2 separate regions of the Mus musculus genome follow, and region 2 is linked to region 1. The links are chromatin contacts, found by POLR2A ChIA-PET in ENCODE. All regions are on one chromosome and are shown on one strand. Each heading gives the region's core, a stretch centred on a gene start or an enhancer-like site at or near the end of the contact. The rest is flanking DNA. Distances are from core to core; before and after follow the strand shown.

What was found. ChIA-PET counts read pairs that join two places held with the same protein, here RNA polymerase II (POLR2A).
Region 2: POLR2A ChIA-PET joins it to region 1 with 13 read pairs in Patski. The contact joins the promoter of Alkal1 here to the promoter of Rb1cc1 in region 1. POLR2A ChIA-PET finds 5 or more read pairs at or near these places in 2 of 5 experiments (Patski and embryonic stem cell).

What each region holds. Positions count from the first base shown.
Region 1 is chr1:6,211,846-6,216,641 of GRCm38, reverse strand. It overlaps Rb1cc1 (RB1-inducible coiled-coil 1), which reads right to left and starts at 1,980. Exons shown (of 24, transcript NM_009826.4): 1 at 1,685-1,980. It overlaps 4732440D04Rik (a long non-coding RNA gene), which reads left to right and starts at 30. Exons shown (of 2, transcript XR_001778783.2): 1 at 30-86; 2 at 1,242-4,796.
Region 2 is chr1:6,357,089-6,361,884 of GRCm38, reverse strand. Alkal1 (ALK and LTK ligand 1) reads right to left here and starts at 2,554. Exons shown (of 5, transcript NM_001195732.1): 1 at 2,371-2,554. The coding sequence starts at 2,554.

The DNA of each region.
Region 1 (4,796 bases), core at 731-3,230:
AATGAATACTTACCACAGCTTACTCTGAGATGTGTCAAGTCTTGGCAAAAGGGGGCCAAGAGCTGAAGGTCAACCTCAACTACAATGTACACCTCTAAGCAAAGCTCTCTTAATCAGGTAGTCGTTGAAACATTTTCCTCTCAGGTCTAACAGTGGCTCAGGGATATTACACCTTACAGAGCATGCTGGAAACTGAGTTTTAGTCCTAGCAGTACACACTAACAAGGCAAGAAACAAAACAAATAAACAAAAACAACTGGGGGAGACACCAGTCCTTTCATCTTTTGTCCTTTGGCTTTTACAGATCTATGTGTAAAGTCAATCTGCTGTGCATTCAAACCCTGATGTTTGCCATAAAGAGTGCTGCCTGTTCCCTCCATCTCCCCCCACCCCAAGAGAACCCTCTTCTCTCCAGGCAGAGGGCTGCTTCATTGTCTTCCCTAACTCAAAATAAAACAAAATTTTTAAATTTTGCCTAAGTCCACTAACCAATTACATTAATAAGATTTATCAATGTAAATGCTACATTATGGGCCTGACACACCCATGGCATAACTATGTAAATACCATTTATTTTGTTTTTCTTTTTTCAAGACATGTTCTCGCTATGATTCCCAAGACCACCTTAACTTACTGAGTAACTCAAATAACTTAAAGCCATCTTTCTGTCTCAGCCTCCTGGAATGTTGAGATGAATATAGCAGCTACCTTCTAAGCCTTGGCTAACGTTTAAAACAGATATAAATGCTAAAAAACATAACAAAAACTTAATTGGAAAGCGATGATTTGCGTTGTATTTGGTAATAAGACTAAATAAAATATTTCACACATAACAAGTCCATTTATAGATCCCCTCCCCCAAAAAGAAAAACCACCTACTGAAATACAGTACCAACATTTGACTAGGAACACAGATTGGTTCATTTTTAGGCTGCTTCTAAACTGCTTGCTAGCTTTGCAAACCCTCAGATAAGTAAGTCTCACCAATTCTTTACAGAAAATGGTTAGCAAAATGTATAAATTTTAACGCTCATAATAGACTTGTCAACATCCGCACCCAACTGAATGTCTTGCAGGGACTCTATCAATAAGTGAGTCCACGAGTGTTCCGTGGCATCAGTCCTATGTACCAGTTCATGGAATGATCACATTTTAAAGACTCATGACGGAAGGGACAGGATTACGAAACCATAAACAGTCACCATAGCACATCCACCACTCTGTAGAGAAAGTACTGACAGCACGTTCGAAAGCTGTCATTTGTACCAAGTTTTGGTACTCCCATAAGCCCCCACCCCAAATCCATCTGCGGGGCGAGCGAGGCTGAGTCATTCCAAGGAGTAACTTTACACCGATGCTTGCACTCCGGGGTCGGGACAAAGGCATCACCTCTAGGTTCCTCCCGTCAGGGCACTCCGGCCCTGGCCCAAACCCTCTCCGGTTTCCCGAGCCCGACACTCCAGTGCACCGAGCCCTGGAGACGGAGGCCGCGATTCAGGCCTCGGGTGAGCACCGGCGTCCTGCCGCTCCCGCGATCCTGTCAGCGGCCAGCGGGCCTCAGGGTCCCCGTAGGACTGCCGCGGCGACCCTCCGAGCCGGCGCCGCCAGACGCTCCGGCGAACCCGTCAGGTGCTGAGCGGCCGGGCCAAGCCCGCCGCCAGATGGGAGCAGGGGCGGCACTTACCCGGCAGCGCCTCCTCCGCCCGCGGCAGCAACACAGCCGGCGGCCCTCCGCACCATCTTCTGCCGCCGCCCTGGCCTCGGCGGCGGCTATCAACCGCCCCTGCGGCGCCGCCAACCGACACAACCGTCGGCGCCCAGCCGCCGAGTACCCGGCGAGGCCCGGAAGGATGGGAGTCGGGCGCAGCCGCTGCTCCGGCCCCTCGGCTCCGCGCGGGGACCCGAGTCCGCCGGCCGAGGCACTGAGAGCTTGGCAGGGCTGGGTCGCGGCCGCCGTGGGGTTTGTTATTGTCGACTCGGCCTTTCCGCCGCAGAGCACGCCGGGAAACAGCCAGCCGGGGGAGGGGTGACTCAGGTGTCTGCGCAGATCCGGAAGTCGCTGGGCTGGCCGGACGGGCGCGGCTCGGTCGGCGAGCGTAGTCCCTGGCTGGCAACTTGTCTGTCCTTCCCTGACCCTGGAAGGTATTTCGGTGCTTGCCTTGGACGGCCCCAAGGTGAGCGTGACCTTCTGGCCGCGGCAGACCGACCTCGCCAAACCTGGGGCAGCCCCAACAGGGGAACCGGAGGCTGACGAGTGAGCACCAGCACAGATCTGGGGCCCTCATCTGCTGCCCCGAAATCAGCCGACTGTCACCTGGGCCACTCGTACCGGGACTGCCAGAATGGCAGGCTACTCGGAAAGTATGCCTGGCATCTTTGCAAGGGTGGGGCGGCCCAGAGTCAGACCAGGTAAGTAAAGAGCACGTCCAGAAGAGGAACCGAAGCAAAGTGGACTGTACTGTAAGCGGCACGACCGAACAATACTGAGGTCGATAATAGGTCAACAGCATCAAGATTAGAGAAGAGAATGTCAGCTTATGAGAACATTACATTTGTATTCGGGCTTAGGCAAGGACTTGAAACTACAAAACTTGAGTTTGATGAGAAGATGTTTGTTACAAGCAGGCTCATCAATTATGTGACGTAAACACGTATTAAATTACTATTCCCAGGAATATCTGATAGAGGTAAAAGTTTAGGAATGGTCTCTCTAAGCCAACAGTTAGCGGTTCCCGACAAAATGAGACATAAGGGGTATTAAACTGATTGAGATCTGCAGTTCTTTATTGTGATAGACACTGGAAAAACAGTAGTTGTGTTTTAAGAGTTGTTTAGAAAGGAGCTTGTTGCTTATCTCACTTTGTTTTTAACTTTGCACTTCTGCCATATCCCAGAAAAATCTTGTATGCACACTGTTATACATATTGAGTATTTTTTAAACTGGAATTTTAGTACATTACACCAGCAAATAAAGCAAAAATGGAAAAAGAACAAGCACTCAATTTTTGTGCACCAGGGGAAGTAGTGAATTGGCAAGACTAAAGAGAAGAAAAATTGTTAGTATATTAACAAATGTAAGCTATATTGCAGTCTAGCTAGAACAATGAAGATCAAAGCTGGCCGGGTGGTGCACATACCTTTAATCCCTTCTCTCAGAAGCTGAGGCCTGCTCTACAGAATGAGCTTCAGGGAGCCAAGGCTACACAGAAAAAGGAAAATCAGGGCCGGTGAGATGGCCCAGAGGGTAAGGAGATCTACTGACTACCAAAACTGACAACCTGAGTTTCATCCTAGGACTGACGTCGTGGGAGGAGAGAACCACTCCTTGAAGTTCACACACACTAAAAAGAGCACCAAAGAGCTGTGTTTCCTCACAGTTAATAAGTACCATTGAATAGCAGAAATGTACTCCAGTTTCAAGTGTTAAAGTACCACTTGTCATGTTGTATACGTGGCCCAAACTTCTCTGGGAAACTGTTAATACAAATGTCTGTTACTTTATACTCTGAAGTGAATGTTTAGAGTTTATATGCATCTCAAATTATTTAGTAAGACTAAAGTGAAAATATGTTATATGAATTTTGCTAAGCAACATAGATAAATGTTAATAATCATGCATATCCATAAGTTTTCTGTCACAAGCTATTTTTCCTCATCCTCTTGAGCATTCTATTCTCCATAATAAACAAAAACAAACTCCTGCAATACTATGTGAAGCTTCGGGGCTTTTCTCAATGAAACTTCAAACAGATTTACAAGGACCATAGAATGATCTTTCATGGGGAGTGCAGAAACATCATTTCAACTTACTAAAGCATGGGCCGTTCTGCCTTCCCCCTCCTTGTGTTATCTCTATCCTATTGCTTGTAAACTCCTATCCATTTACTGTATTCTTTTTCCCCACTTCTCAATTAGAATATACTGTGGGTGATGTGAAGGTTGGTTTCTGTATAAGACTACTTATTCTTGGCTTCCACTGAATTTTTAATTTAGTATCTGTCAATGTTTCAGTGAATTTTCAAGGAACAACTAAAAGTGCTTTTTACCAAGAACAGAACTGACTCCGTTCCTCCACATGTATGTGTGTACAATCAATTGAATCAAATGTAATTTTTAAAGTGAATTTTTTTTTTTTTTAGTTTTATAACTGGAGGAATTATGCAGTCTGAGTACTACAAATCATTTGAATTTTTAAGTCTCTTTTTCTCAGCTTAAACTTAAGCGTCTTCTAGTCTTTATCAGACATGTCTGTAATTCTGGATCTTTTAAGTGTTTAACATGCTGATTGTAAGCTCTTCTTTAAATATTAACCCCACCCCTGAATAATGATACGCATTCAGTACTAACATTTGTTAGCAGCACCTTACAACTTGCTCAAGCCCTCTTCTTCTGTCTGGCCTTGTATTAGCACTCATTATTTTTCTATCAAGAACCATCCAATTATGTCTCTTCCCTTCCTAAGGATTGTCACTGGTTTTGTTTTGTAGATGGATAAAACTTGAACATAGCACAACATATCTTGTCTGGATTGGGTTTAGGTACCAACTCATCTCACACTATACTTGATTAAATTCTCCTCTGATGAATCTTTAAATTGGATGGATTTTTAAAATTCATAGGACTCTGGAGAGAATGACACAAATTATGAGGCATTTATAGAATACAATAAATTCTGTAAATATTAAATGTTAATATTTAATATCATTAATAACACATTTTAATATTTAAAGCCAAGTAAGTTTCTATGAAAAATTCTTGCCCTCAGATGTCTCAAAGGCCATTCAAACAAAACTGCA
Region 2 (4,796 bases), core at 1,305-3,804, 140 kb before region 1:
ACACAGGCAGGGACACAAGAGACTTCTGCTACTCTCACACGATTACCCAGTGGGAGTTCCAGGACATTTTAAACCACCCCTGAACTCGTTTTTTTTTTTTCACCAGCTGAGGCTGGGTAACATTACAGGTTCTACTTTAGACTAACAGAGGGCAACTGCAGGCTTGCTCAACATGGATGACAGTCGTTGGCCTCGAGGACTTGGGAGACGCTTCCTCCTGGATGAATTATGACCACTTACCGCTCCTATGAAAACTTCCCGATGGGAACTTGTCTTCTCTGCATTCATGTCCTTGCTTTTCCTTGATCCATGTCAAGAGTTCCATTCATAGACTCAGATGTAACCAGTCACCCTCTCTCTCCCCATGTAAACAAGATACAGTAATCAAAAGATGAGGCCACCTCAAACAGCTGTAGAAAGCAATAAATTTTGAGGGTGAGTCATAGCTCATTTTCTTTGAGGCTATACGGTTTTTACATCTTCTTTGTCATTTGGGAGGAGAATTGCTGGTTGAATCTAGGCCCGCATGTGTTCTAGGATATAGTTCTACCACTGAACTATATCCCCCAATTTTCTCCAATGTCTTTAACCAGAGAAATCGCATTAAACTAAAATAAAACAGGTAAAATTCATGTGTTACCATAAGTGATTTTGCAATTTGATGTTTTTCTCACGTTCCGTTTGTATTCTAAAGCAACACTAGTACCTGAGATAAATAGTTTTGTTAGCAATAATTTTCAAGTCAAAGGGTATAATAATGTGAAAGCATCAAGGTATGACTCCCCCATACTGAATGCCCCTACTGCCTTATCTGGAGAGCTTCCAGATAAATAGGTTTGGTCTATATCCCCTTACTAGCCTTCCATGTCTTTCTGTCACTTCCCTCTGCTTCTCTCCCTGCCTGGCTCACTCAGTCTGTGTATGTGCACGCCCCTACTCTCTCTCCCTCAGACATGTAGTGAAGGACAGACACACTTGTCCTCCTATCCATCTTCTTGATCTCAGTTCTCTGCAAGGTATGTACCTGGGAAGGAATTTCTCACTAGAAGCTATAGGGTGACTGGGAATATATTTATATCATAACTGGTAAAATAGGTATGGGTCACCTCTTAGCCCAGAACTTGGGATGTGAAGGCAGGAAGATTTCTGCAAATTCAAGGACAGCCTGAACTATAGATTGAGTTCCAAGTAGTCTGAACTATGGAGTAAAACTTCAAGACAAAACAAAACCAGCTAGAGTGAGAGAGAGAGAGTGAGAGAGAGAGAGAGAGAGAGAGAGAGAGAGAGAGAGAGAGAGAGACTAAGAAATCCTCACCTCTTGTTTTCTTTAAAGTGAAGCCTGAGCTACTATGGTAGTATATGCCAATAATTCTAAGGCTGACCCAGGAGGCTGTGAAGCGGGGGCTACAAAGTGCGACTCTGCTTCAGACAAAAGGGAATTAAAATGAATGGAGGGAGAAGAAAAGGAAGGAAGAAAATAAGGCTCAAGGAAGGAGCAAGAGAGAAAGGGAGAGAGGGTGCAGAAGAGGCCTTGGGTGCAGTGGTATAATTAACCCAAGCCACCCCTGTGCTTGCTTTGTTCTCTCAGCAAGTTCAGTGAAGGCCAGGGAGACAGGCCCTTTGCTCCAGCTTCCCCTTGCTCTGACTACAGGCTTATGCAAAGATACTCCAAAGTGGCTTTTCTCTTCCTCACCACCACCTGCCAGCCTCTTACACTGCTCCCAGCAATCCTTTCTCTACACCTCCTGTTCCCCTTGCCTTTTCATTCACACATCTCTGTGTGTAGGTGTCTTGCGGTGCTGGTTCTCTATCCTGACAACTTTTCCTACCTTCCTCCTAAGCATCTTGATAGCAGGAATGTCCAGACTTGACATTGGAAGAGATTGTAGCGTTTAGGGCCCATCTAACTGATCCAGGGGCAAAAAAGATCGAAGCAGCCTCAGCCGTGGCAGCTCCCTGAAATTCCCACTCTGCCTGAGGAGTGCCATGTTAGTTAAACCGCAGAAGACCCAGAGAGATCTCTGGACGGTGATCTATTGTCACATACATAGATTGTCCATCATCCTGAAAGGCAAGGTTGCGACCCGAGTCTTTCCACAGTTGGGTTAATGTATTTCCAAAAGACCTCCCACAGTTAGGAATGAGGCATATAAAGCTGATTTTTTTCCCCCCAGACGAATTTTGTTGTTGAAGACTGAACCAAGGCAAATATAGTCAACCTGTTATTTCCTTCCCAGGGAAAAGATTCCCAGGAATCTACAGGTGTCCACCCTCTGCTCTACTTAATTCAGCCTTCCCGACAGCAGCTTGCCCAGCTATAAGAGTGGTTAGACTGTAGAAAGGGCAGGTCAGGGGTCATACAGGGCTTACCTGTGCTCCGGGAGGCTCTGGGAGGCAGGCGAGTCCCTGTCACAGGGAGGAAGAGCTCTGGCCTGAGCTCAGCGACACGCGCTGCCAAGCTTCTCTGGGGCCGCCCCTGAGTCCCAGGCGGGGACAAAGCCAGCGCCAGCAGCAGCAGTGCGGACACCGGGGTGCTGGGCTTAGTGAGCCACATGGCCTCCGTGTCCGTAGCTGGGAGCGGCAGGCTGGGGCGGCAATGGAACTTGGAGGCGCGGGTGACTAGGTCTAAACGCTCTAGGGCGCTGGGCGGGGACCGGAGGCGGGGCGGTGCTGGGGGACCAAGAGAACCCAGGACGAGGGTATGTCGGGACACAGGACCCTCCGGAGCTCACGCAGCTTCCGGGGGGATCTTTTCCTCGGCTTCAGGATGTGGGGCAGAGACAGGACCAAGTCGCACCGGCGAGTCACAAGTTCTATCCGGCTCTGTCTCATGCCTTAATTGTGGGTCTCTGGGTCATGGCTTCCGTTGGTCCATGGGATCGAAAGCAACTTGTAGCTCTGGACACAAGAGAGCGGGATGGGGTTTCTGCTGGCAGAGGCAGGGTGCAGAGCTCTTGGATCATGAGCTCCGCAATGCCACAGAGCTGGCCAGGTGAGCATTCCCGCTGTCCCTGAGTCCAGAGTCCCCATCGGTCAGAGACCTAGAGGAGGCAGAGCCTCCCCTAGAAAGTCAAAGGATTTATAATCGGGACAGCAGAAGCCATGAGTGGCCACACCGGGGCACAACTACCTCTGTACTGGAGACTAGAGATCTTCATGGCTGGTTTTTTTATTTGCCTGTTTTTATCTATCTATCTATCTATCTATCTATCTATCTATCTATCTATCTATCTAACTATCTATCCTCTATCTATGTATCTATCTATCTATCTATCTATCTATCTATCTATCTATCTATAATTATGGGACTCTTATCACAAAGTTTTGTCGGTGTTAATATCAAAGAATGGGAGAGGATAAATTCATTCGTTTAAAATCAAGAGTCTTAGATGAAGCAGTACTTTGTCAGTTATGATTTGAGCCATTTTGTCTGCCTGACTTAAGTATACATATCAACATGCCCATGCTTGATTATTAATTACCCTCTCATAACTGAGGGGGATGGAAAGGCTCTGTGGTTCTCTAATCATTGATTGGCTCGAAATTTCTCTTCAAAGAGACCTGTGTGTCTCAAACTGAAAATAAAAAATCTCAATTTACTCAAGCATTACGTTTTCAAGCATGCCCAGGAAATTGTAGCAGGAGGCACAAAACACTTTTATAAGAGCTTTATAAAGTCATGCCTTTGACTAGAACTCTTTCAAGAAAGTTGTTGTGCAGACTTCCCACTCAGAACGCTTGAGGAAGCAGTAAGCGAACCATTGATTCCTAAGCAAACACCATAGCATGTTGATGCTCCCATTCCCAGGCAGCCTTAAGAGTCCTTAGCAGAAGGAACAAACTTTCTCACGTCTTAAGTGAAATGCTGAGAAATTACAAGTTCACAGACATGAACAAGAATTTCACATTTAAATTTAATTAGAAATATCAGATCGGAAGTTTAGTATTACTCTGGAACACAAGGCGCAGGGAGTGGGGGGTGAGTGAGGGTGGAGACCAGAGTGTGAAATAACACTGCTAGAGAAAATACAGAAGTGACAGACATGAACCCCCAAGTCGCTAGGAGGGAAAAAAAAGCATGAGAGCTGTTTTTTTCTTCTTAGTGCCAAAAGGAAGGTAAGAAACCAAGAAACTCTTGACAGGTGGTCTGGGACTTGTTGCTTGGGTTTGGACAGTGTGAAACAGGGCAAGATTCTCTCTCTCTCTCTCTCTCTCTCTCTCTCTCTCTCTCTCTCTCTCTCTCTCTCTCTCAAAAAAACTTTATTCCTTTTTCTTTTTTACTTTTCTCTCATATTACATTCCAAACACAATTTCCCCTACCTTCCCTATCCCACTCCCTCTCACTCCCTCCCCTCTCCCCCAGAGCCACTCTGCCTCCATTTTTCATCAAAAAAGAGCAGGTCTCCCAGGAATATCAACAGAACATGGCATAACTTGTTACAATAAGACTAGACACATACCTTCATATCAAGGTTGGATGAGGCAACCCAGTAGGAGGAAAAGAGTTCTAAAAGCAGGCAAAAGGGTCCAAGACAGCCTCTGCCCCCACTGTTAGAAAACAGCATAATAATTTTGTCAAAATGAGCAAATTGTCTGCACCTCTCTGTTGTAGGGCTTTTCTTTGTGATTTCTTGCTGTTTCCTTGAGTGCTACCTGTTACCAAATGCTAGTATGTTCAAGTGGCTACTCGAAGTTTCAGCTTAGATCTAATCTCACAATAGTTGCTAACTTCCTTCATGTGATATTTTGTATGTAAATAATGAGTGTTCTGTTTAGAAAAGGACACTTAGTAACTG